3 separate regions of the Homo sapiens genome follow, and all the other regions are linked to region 3. Evidence: chromatin contacts called from ENCODE Hi-C data. All regions are on one chromosome and are shown on one strand. The core of a region is the stretch at or near the end of the contact, and the rest is flanking DNA. Distances in the headings are between cores, read along the strand shown. Region 1 overlaps CD58 (CD58 molecule). Region 2 holds the start of ATP1A1 (ATPase Na+/K+ transporting subunit alpha 1). Region 3 holds the start of ZNF697 (zinc finger protein 697).

Region 1 (3,062 bases), core at 273-2,772, 3.1 Mb before region 3:
CCCAAAGGCCTCCCCACACTAGATCTCCTCAGCTGTGAAGTAGAAATCATAATGCCCACCATAAAAGATTGTTTTCAGGTTTGAATAAAATTGAGAGTCTTTTTACACTGGTTGACATGGAATAGGCTTTCAAAGGTTTTCTCTCTTTTTCTTTTAATGAGTTAGGTCAACATCAAGGTATTCACACTGTCTGAATTAACTGGGTGAGAACTGGGCATGGGGTGAGTTTTTGCTGTTTAAAAGCAAAGAGAGATGGAGGGAGGGAAAAAATTTTATCAGTGATCGCCTAAAAAGATTTTCTATGCTAGCCAGATAATTTTTGAAGGTTTTTTTGTTTTGAAGAATTTTGAATTTTTTTTAAATAAAGATATGAGGGTACCTAATACCTAATCAGCACTACATGTATAGAGTGATCACATATCTAAAAACAGGTCTGATCTCAAATATTCTGTTGCAGTGTTTCTACAAAACATCAACACCTCAATTTTAATAGTTCTTTTTGTATGGCCTGAAGTTGTAACTGGAACCCAAGTTTTATAGATGAAGTATCCTGATTTCTTATTTAGAAAATCTGGTCACCGTTAACTATGGGTTAATGAAAAGGAACTCTCAACCCCCAGCACAAATTCCTCTGCAAATTATTACTCAGGGCCTGAGATTCAGATTGACTGGTACTTTTTTTTTTTACTTAATCTAACACTTGTATGGCCCTGGCTCTGTGCCAGGCACTGTTGCAAGGGCTCTATAAATAGGTACTCACCACTGGGAGCAGTGGCTCATGCCTGTAATCCCAGCACTTTGGGAGGCCAAGGCAGGTGGATCACTTGAGGTCAGGAGTTCCAGACCAGCCTGGCCAACATGGTGAAACCCCGTCTCTACTAAAAATACAAAATTAGCTGGGCGTGGTGGCACTCGCCTGTAATCCCAGTTACATGGGAGGCTGAGGCAGGAGAATCGCTTGAACCCGGGAGGTGGAGGTTGCAGTGGCCAAGACTGTGCCACTGCACTCCAGCCTGGGTGACAGAGCAAGACTCCATCTCAGAAAAAAAAAAAAAAAAAAAAAAAAAATCAGAATCCTAAAAACATATTAAGAAGGTTTTATTTCTAACCTTATTATTTTGCAGGTGAGGAAACTGAGGCACAACAATGTTAAGTAATGAAGCCAGATTTGAACCTGGACAATCTGACTGCAGAATCAGTGCTCTTAACCATTGTTTCTTATTTAGCTTGCTACATGGCATAAGGCTCTTAAAGATAGTGACATGATGCAGGGTTTCTCAGGATACAATCTATAGACAGCATTGGAACAGCAGATGTTGCAAATGAGAAAGTCAAACTGAGTTAAGCACACCTCCAAACCTACAGGTGAGGCACTAAGCTCTGTGGTTTCCAAATCATCGAATGCTAGAGCTGAAGAGGGCCTCAGAGAGCAAGACTCCAGTCAAGGAAGAAAAAGCCAGACCAGAAACAATAAAAAGAAAACGAGCAAACAAAGGAGTCACAAAGAAACAGAACTGTGGCAAATGACGCATTAGACGAAGACCAGCAATTCCACCCACAGAGGAGATACCAGCGGGCCAAGTGTGAGTCAGAAGGGACTGGTGAGGACTTGCGCACCAGTGAGCCTACAGGGAGGGGCCTGCCATGTGGAAACAGGAGCTGTGCCTCAGCTCCTGCCATGTGGAAACAGAGGCCCACCATTGCCAGGTTCCCAATTTTTCAAAAAAAGCCAGATATTCACATTTTGTGTGAAAATTCCTGTTCTTGAAAGTTGGCAACTAATTCAAATCTGAGCTTAGGGGTAACCCCAGCCAGGCTAGCCCTATCAGGACAAGGACAAAGGTGTTCCTGTTTTTGGCTGTATCCCCATATGTCTGGCATATGGACTTTCAATAAATATCTGTTGAATGAATTAACTAAAATGATTAAAATACAACTTAAATGTAGTTCAAAAGATAAGGCTTCCTGACAGAATAGCAAAATTTGACAGTCACCCCAAACCCTGGGCTTTGTGAAATCCCAAATTGCTGTGGAACCTGGCTGAAGAAGGAGGACTTCGTAAGGAGAGATGGAGAAAGAAGTTTAACTGGAGCTTAAAAATAAAATGGCTCAGGAGCCCTCATATACAACCAAAACAGACTCAGTTTTTCAGCCCCACTTTCTGCCTCATCACCAAAGCAAGATGGGAGGACCTGCGGGCTCCACCTTCCCAACTCCACAGCTGTCCCTTTTGAGATGTTCCCTCTCAAGTTTAAGTAGATTTTACCAACTAAGTGTTATAGGATGCAGGGCACCACACCAGATAAACTTGTACCCACTCATGGATGTCAGCCCCAATCAAACTTAACAGCCTCGCTATGGTTTGAGGAGGTTCACTGATGTCATTTCTTTCTTTTCTTTCTTTTTATTTTTCTCTTTCTTTCCCTCTCTCTCTCCCTCCTTCCCTCCCCTTCCTTCCTTCCTTCCTTTTTCTTTTTGGAGACAGGGTCTCATTCTGTCACCCAGGTTGGTGTGCAGTGGTGCAATCGTGGCTCACTGTAGCTTCAACCTCCTGGGCTCAAGTGATCCTTCTGCCTCAGCCTCCCAAGTAGCTAGAACTACAGTTGCATGCCACCACGCCCAGCTAATTTTTATATTTTTTGTAGAAACAAGGTCTCACTATGTTGCTCAGGCTGATCTCAAACTCGTGGGCTCAAGTGATCCTCCTCCCTGGGCCTTCTGAAGTGCTGAGATTACAAGCATGAGCCACCATGCCCAGCCAATGCCATACCTTAGAGACAAGCTAATCACTCTTCCGGGATTTGAAGGAAAGGGTTTTCTTGAGTTTGTTCTTAGAAATAAACAATGTAATTTTAAGATACTTCTCTCTCTCTCTCTAAAATATTTTAAGGCTCACACTGCCTGCAGATTTTAGCAGGTAAAGTAAAAGTTCATTTGACCAAAAAAAAAAAAAAAAGAAAGAAAAAAGAAAAATTCCCTTAAAAGTTTCAGTACCTGAATATATGAATATTGGTATTTCCCTCTGAATATAAGACATCATAATGGTGATTCATTTAAAGCCT
Region 2 (2,878 bases), core at 27-2,526, 3.3 Mb before region 3:
ACACAGTTTCTAGTTTTTCCTTTCTTTCCTTCCTTCTCCATTTTTTCCAGTTTCATATCCTTGTTTGTTCATGCTACATGAATACTTGAAGTTGATAGAGTTGGCTTTAACTTAGGAACCTTTGCTTAGAAAGTCAATATCCTGGCCTTTCCCAGAGTACTTGACTTCCTGCAAACCTTGTTAATAATACTTTGTTTTTTAAAATGTTGGAGAACTTCAGCCATTGCAGCCTCTTGCTAAGAAGCAAAAGCTATAATGACAGAGAAGCCCCAAAGTGCAGTGGAACCAGGGATCTCCGGGGAGAGTGGTGGTTTCCTGGGCCCCCCCAGAGAACCCAAGGCTGTGCTGGAGATGCTGCCGTGACAGGTGGAGGCGTGGAGAGGCACCTGGCAAGTCCTCAAACGCCTCCCCCTTGATTTAGCTCCTCTAGCTAAGGATACGCATTCCTTTGGGTTTCAGGTTTTTCTTCCCTAAAAAGAGAATCCCCAAACTGGACAAGCAGGTTACATTCACACAATAGCGTGAATGAATTCGCTGGTCGCCCTTCAGATTCTCATTTTGGAATCTCGAAGAAAGAGAGGTGGTGGGAGGAGGGCGCTTGAAACTTCTGGCGATGCCAGTTCAGATCGATTCCAGCTATGACGGAGCGGGAAGTGGATAAAGAGGACCCCAAGTCACAGGAGGCACTCTGAGAGCACCAAGCGCCCGGGGAGGCCATCCGCAGGTGGGCGCGGGGCCTGGATTCCACAGAGGGGCGGAGTCCCTCAGTCAGGCGCTGGCTGCAATCACACCCGAGCGCCAGCCCCCTCCAGCATCCCTGAGTCCCAGAGGAGATCGCCGAAGCGCTGGAAAAGCCGTTCCGCCCACGACTTCTGGTGCCGGGTCGGCGGCGACTGGGGGAGCCCAGTTCCGAGACCGTACCGCACCCACTGCGGACCTCCTGGGCCCTACATAGTAGGCGGGTCATGCAGGGCAGCGGGAGGAGGGGCGTGGGAGGGCCAAGGCCGCCGAGTCCCCGCTGTTCAGCCAGCAGGAGCGCCCCGCAGCCCTCCCGGGACACGGTGGACACGCTTGTCCCAGACCTGGGCGCCCTCCTGCCGGGAGCCAGGACTGGCCGCAGCAGGCGCTGTCCGGGCCCGTGGGCGGGGTTTCGGGAGGGGGCGGAGCCAGGCCCACGGCCGGTGTCAGGTTGCTCCGGTAACGGTGACGTTTCGCGGCGTGGGCGGGGCCAGCACGCAGGTTGCATATTTTAGGAAGTGAGGAGGAGGCGCGGGCTGGAGCTGCGGCGGGGTCTGGGGCGCAGAGCAGCGGCGGGAGGAGGCGGACACGTGGCAACAGCGGTAGCAGCCCGGGCGGCGGCAGCAACAGCGGCGGCGGCATCGGCCCGAGCCGCCGGCCGCCCTCCCACCCTCCCGCCCCGCGGCAGCCCTAGCTCCCTCCACTTGGCTCCCCTGGTCCCGCTCGCTCGGCCGGGAGCTGCTCTGTGCTTTTCTCTCTGATTCTCCAGCGACAGGACCCGGCGCCGGGCACTGAGCACCGCCACCATGGGGAAGGGGGTGAGTGTCCGGCGCGCCCGGGGAGGGGGCTCGGGGAGCCCTCGAGGGGAAGAGGAGGAAGTCGGGAGGGCGACCGCGGCCAGCGGGAGGCGGCGGAGGAGGAAGCGGCGCCGCGTGGAGTGGGCTGGCAGAGCCGCGCGGCTTAAAAGACGACGCAGTTTGGAAATGGAGGGAGCGCAGTAACGGGGGGCGGGGGAAGGGAGCGCCGAGGGGCTGGAGCGCGGCATTGCTTAGGGGGGTGGGCGGACCCTGGGCGGGGGCTGCGCGCCCCGGAGGCCGAGCGGGCCGGGGGCTCCGAGAGGCGGTGCTTGGGAAGCCTCGGGGCCGGGAGGAGGGGGCTTGCAGCAGCGGGGGCGGCCCCGGGACTGAGCCGGCATCCCTGAGCCTGGCTCCCCTCCCTGCGACCGCCGTCACCTCCTTCTCCTTCCTTTTCCCTCCGCCCTCCGTGCCCTGAGGAAAGGCGCGCTCCTCCCCTTCCCCTGGGGCGCTCCGCCGGGGCCTCCTCCCGGGCCTCCGTTCCCGCCGCGGCCCCGGTTCCGGCGGGGGCAGCCTCCGGGTTCGGGGCTCCTTCTCCTGGGGACGCTGGGGCTTAGCTTGCTCCGCGCAGAGGCGGCCGCCCTCCCCCAAAGAAAAAACTGGCTGCTTCTAAGTGCGAAGCCGGCTGGGCGGGCTGGTGCCAGAAAGGGTGTGTCTTCACTGCCCTAAGATGGCCTTTAAGGTATACTTTTGAGGGCTTTCTTGGGCCACTTTCCGTAAACACAGGATGCACCGATGGCAACTGGAGTTGTCATCCGATGGTGGGGAGAGGCGTGCAGATTTTTTTTGAAGGGACGAGCCCTGAAGGAGGATAGGCAGACCCACCAGGGCCTCAGGGTACAAGAAACCCGAAAAAGGACTGGAGGCTGCAGGCAATACGGTGGTAGGAATCTCTGCCGGTTTCCAGCGTCGCGGAAGCACCAAAGGGCGGTCCCTGAAGGAAACGAGGGGTCTTGGGGCTGGAGAGCGGCGCGGAGCGTGGTGGGAATATCGTCACAACGCCGCTGTCCTACATTTCTGTAGCGAAGACTTGATTACCCCTAGCTATTACCCGTGCAGGAGACTGGGCCCTGGACCCCAAATGAGCCAAAGTCTAGTTGAGAAAAATTTACACAGAATAACCTCGGAGTTCATGGGGTGAAAGTGACCATGTCATGAGAATACAAATGGGAGAGAATCCACTTCGTTGTCTCCAGGGTTTAGCACAGTGCAGACACTGAGTAGGTCTTTGAAGGCCCTGAGGCTTCTGGGTGTAGACAGAGTGTCGGGAGCAGAGGGAGGCTGCA
Region 3 (3,066 bases), core at 113-2,612:
TTACCAGACGCTCAGTCTTGAGGGAGGAGGGTAACGCAGTAGGGGATGCGGAGTATTGGTGTCATCCTACAGGTTAAGGACAAACATGCCCACTACAAGGACAGGGATACATCACCAACTTCAATTCAGCCCAGGGTTCATGTAGTAAGGGGTGGGTGATTCACTCCTGTGGGGGAGGCAGGGCGGGGGCGGTTGGGGGAGGCGGTTAGGAAAAAGGAAAATCGTGGAAAGTCCCAGAGGAAGTGGTAGTCAGTTCCCGATGCATGGCCATAATGTACATTGGCCATAAGGTACACTCAGCGCCTCTGTGTCGCTGCTCCCCCTCAACCTTTTACTCACCCACTCCTCCCAACACGCGCCTCACCCGTGCCTCCATGCACAATCCTGAGCCTCGGCATCCCCGCGAGGTGCAGGTTCCAGCTTTGCCCACCACCCCACCACCTACCTACATGGACACGTGTGGTTGGAATGCCTCCCGGGGCTAGACGGCCACCCCTCTTGGGCTGCGAGCTGCTGCCCATCTCTCCACCCACCCGTCCTTATTGTGTCATTTGCCCGGTCTGATGGCAGCCCCAAAGCCGCTCATTTGAGTGGGCTAGAATGGAGAAGAGAGGAAAAGGGAGGCACACATTTCATTCACTAGGACCCAAGATGACCTGCCGCCTCTCTCCTGCCCTTCTCGGAGCCCCCCACCCTCCCTTAGCCCCAGTGGGGCTGGAGGCACGAACAGACAAGGCAAGGGGAGCGCAGTCCGTCAAGGTCCACAGCTGCACACAAAGCCCTTCACCTTCTCCTTGCCTTCCAAGCTCCTCCCTGGGCTTGGTTTCTCCGAGGGTCTCTGATGCCCCCTTCGGTGGTCGGCGGGACGGTCCTATTCCCTCTTGCATCGCTGTCTCCTCCCTCAAGTCTCAGCCTCCTCCTCCCCGCCCCTCGCCACATACCCCTGAGGGAGCTCAGTCCTGGCTTTGGGGGCGCGAGAGCACCCCATAAGCCCGGGGCCCTGCGCCCCAGGGGAGCGGACAACGGTCCACTTTACGAGGCACAACTTCGCCCAGCCGTTCCGCCACCGCACTCGAACACACACCCCATCCCCGCAGCGGTCGGGTCTGGTCCCGATCAGCCCCATCCCCGGGAGGCGGTTGAGCCCAGCCACAGCCACGCTCCTACCTGCGAGGCGGCTGGCGCGGCGAGGAGCTAGGGCACCGAGCGCCCCGGCCCGAGCCCCGCACCGCAGCGCGTCTGCCCTTGTGCGGCGGCGGCGGCTGCAGCGGCCGCTGGGTGGCCCGCTGGCTGGCTGGTTGGCTGGCTGGCTGGCTGGCTGGCTGGCTGGCTCGCTGGCTGGCTGCCCGGCTGACTCCTCACTGGGGCTTCCTGTAGGGCTGGACAAAGGACATTTCCTGGGAGGAGCGGGAGAATGTTCCCAGCATGCCTCGATTTGTAGTTCCCGGGGACTTCCTGCCACCGCAGCAGCGGGCGCCCTGGAGGTAGCTCGGGCCAGGCTAGGACTCCGGGACAGGAGGAAAGGCGCTCGCTGCTTCTCTAAGCGCTGTGGGGAAGGGAGCGGCCGGCGGGTCTTGCCCCACGCCCCGCCCCGCGGCGCTCAAGGAGCCCGCTGTCCCGGAGCACGCGAGATCCCAGCGCTGCACTCCGAGCTCGCGGCACCGGTTGCGGGCAGCCGGTGGGACGCTGCCGCTGAGCTGTCCCATGGTTCGGGAGGGCTCTGCGGTGGGAGAGGCCTTTTCTTTAAAAACTGGGAAGTTTGTGGTGGGTTCGCTTTTTAAAAATTAATCTAAAAACACAAAATCTATCTTTTAAAATAGATTTTCTTTTTGTCTTTTACGCCGTTGACATCCTGCTGGGGGCCGATTAAAGAACTTGATTGCTCACCAGGAATTCAGGTTCCTTAAGATCTTGGCGCTTCATCTTTAAAACCATACAGAGCTGATTGTTTCCAGATCCCGACCCGGTGACATTCCTCCCTCATTGTTGACCTTGTCCCAAACATCTTTTCAAGAAAAGCAATTAAATTGAGATTGAAAATAAATTACGTAAATTAAATATTAGACGTGAAAACCTGTGTGCTGCTGAATTAGGAAAGTGCTGGACTTTCTGCGTATCTTTCCTTCATTAACCTTTAGGATTCAGCTTCTTGGTCCCATAAAACAGATGTGCTGGCCACTGTATATTGAGTGTGTGTATTTCGGGAGTGGAAGGGTGAGGAGAAGAGGACATTGGCTACAAGAGAGGAACTCTACTTCCAGCCTAGCAAGAGTCTATGATGCCCTGCACATGTTTTTGTCTATTTCTGGGACCACAGACTCAGGACCCTTAGAAAATCAAGGAAGGACCACATAGAGACTAAATGACTAAAAGCTATATTCTCTCCTGGAGCATGAGCAGAAAGTAATAAACTGAACTAGGAAAGGACAAGTTCTAGGATGCTCTAGAATGTGTTTGAAAAGTAATCAGATAGAAAAGTCTCTGGGAGGCCGGGCGCGGTGGCTCACGCCTGTAATCCCAGCACTTTGGGAGGCCGAGGCGGGCGTACTACGAGGTCAGGAGATGGAGACCATCCTGGCTAATACGGTGAAACCCCGTCTCTACTAAAAAAAAAAACACCAAAAATTAGCCGGGCGTGGTGGCGGGCACCTGTAGTCCCAGCTACTCGGGAGGCTGAGGCAGGAGACTGGAATGAACCTGGGAGGCAGACCTTGCAGTGAGCTGAGATCATGTCAGTGCACTCCAGCCTGGGCAACAAAGTGAGACTCCGTCTCAAAAAAAAAAAAGAAAGAAAGAAAGAAAAGTCTCTGGGCTTGGTGGCTCATGCCTGTAATCACAGCACTTTGGGAGGCCGAAGTGGGAGGGTCACTTGAGCCCAGGAGTTCAAGACCAGCCTGGGCAACACAGTGAGACCCTGTTTCTACGAAAAGTAAAATAAAATAAATAGCGGGTGTGGTGGCGCGTACCTGTAGTCCCAGCTACTCGGTCGTTTAAGTGGAAGGGTCGTTTGAGACTGGGAGTTTGAGGCTGCAGTGAACCGTGATTGCACTCCAGCCTGGGTGACAG

The links. Hi-C counts contacts between places; a loop is a spot of excess contacts on that map. Pooled maps may share reads with other maps.
Region 1: a loop to region 3 is called in a pooled map, with 2.4 times the contacts of the local background. The contact joins the enhancer-like site here to the promoter of ZNF697 in region 3. A Hi-C loop is called at or near these places in 2 of 50 pooled maps.
Region 2: a pooled map shows a loop between it and region 3 (6-fold over the local background). The contact joins the promoter of ATP1A1 here to the promoter of ZNF697 in region 3. A Hi-C loop is called at or near these places in 4 of 50 pooled maps.

Annotation. Positions count from the first base shown.
Region 1 is chr1:116,555,214-116,558,275 of GRCh38, forward strand. The region is part of intron 1 of CD58 (CD58 molecule); the gene reads right to left. LOC105378925 (a long non-coding RNA gene) reads left to right here. Exons shown (of 3, transcript XR_947739.2): 3 at 1-3,062. Among named protein-coding and RNA genes, the nearest start is that of MIR548AC, 3.4 kb to the right of the region's middle. RefSeq lists enhancers at 1,371-1,620, 1,394-1,688. Within about 2 kb of position 1,523, at least 19 of the 41 ENCODE cell types and tissues checked have a DNase peak (open chromatin) inside an H3K27ac peak, as active enhancers do.
Region 2 is chr1:116,371,968-116,374,845 of GRCh38, forward strand. ATP1A1 (ATPase Na+/K+ transporting subunit alpha 1) reads left to right here and starts at 1,277. Exons shown (of 23, transcript NM_000701.8): 1 at 1,277-1,556. The coding sequence starts at 1,545. RefSeq lists silencers at 904-1,433, 1,864-2,163 and an enhancer at 2,534-2,653.
Region 3 is chr1:119,646,904-119,649,969 of GRCh38, forward strand. It overlaps ZNF697 (zinc finger protein 697), which reads right to left and starts at 1,363. Exons shown (of 3, transcript NM_001080470.2): 1 at 788-1,363. It overlaps LOC124904389 (a long non-coding RNA gene), which reads left to right and starts at 1,413. Exons shown (of 2, transcript XR_007066506.1): 1 at 1,413-1,484; 2 at 1,821-2,073. RefSeq lists silencers at 780-943, 1,241-1,300 and enhancers at 1,359-2,199, 1,371-1,440.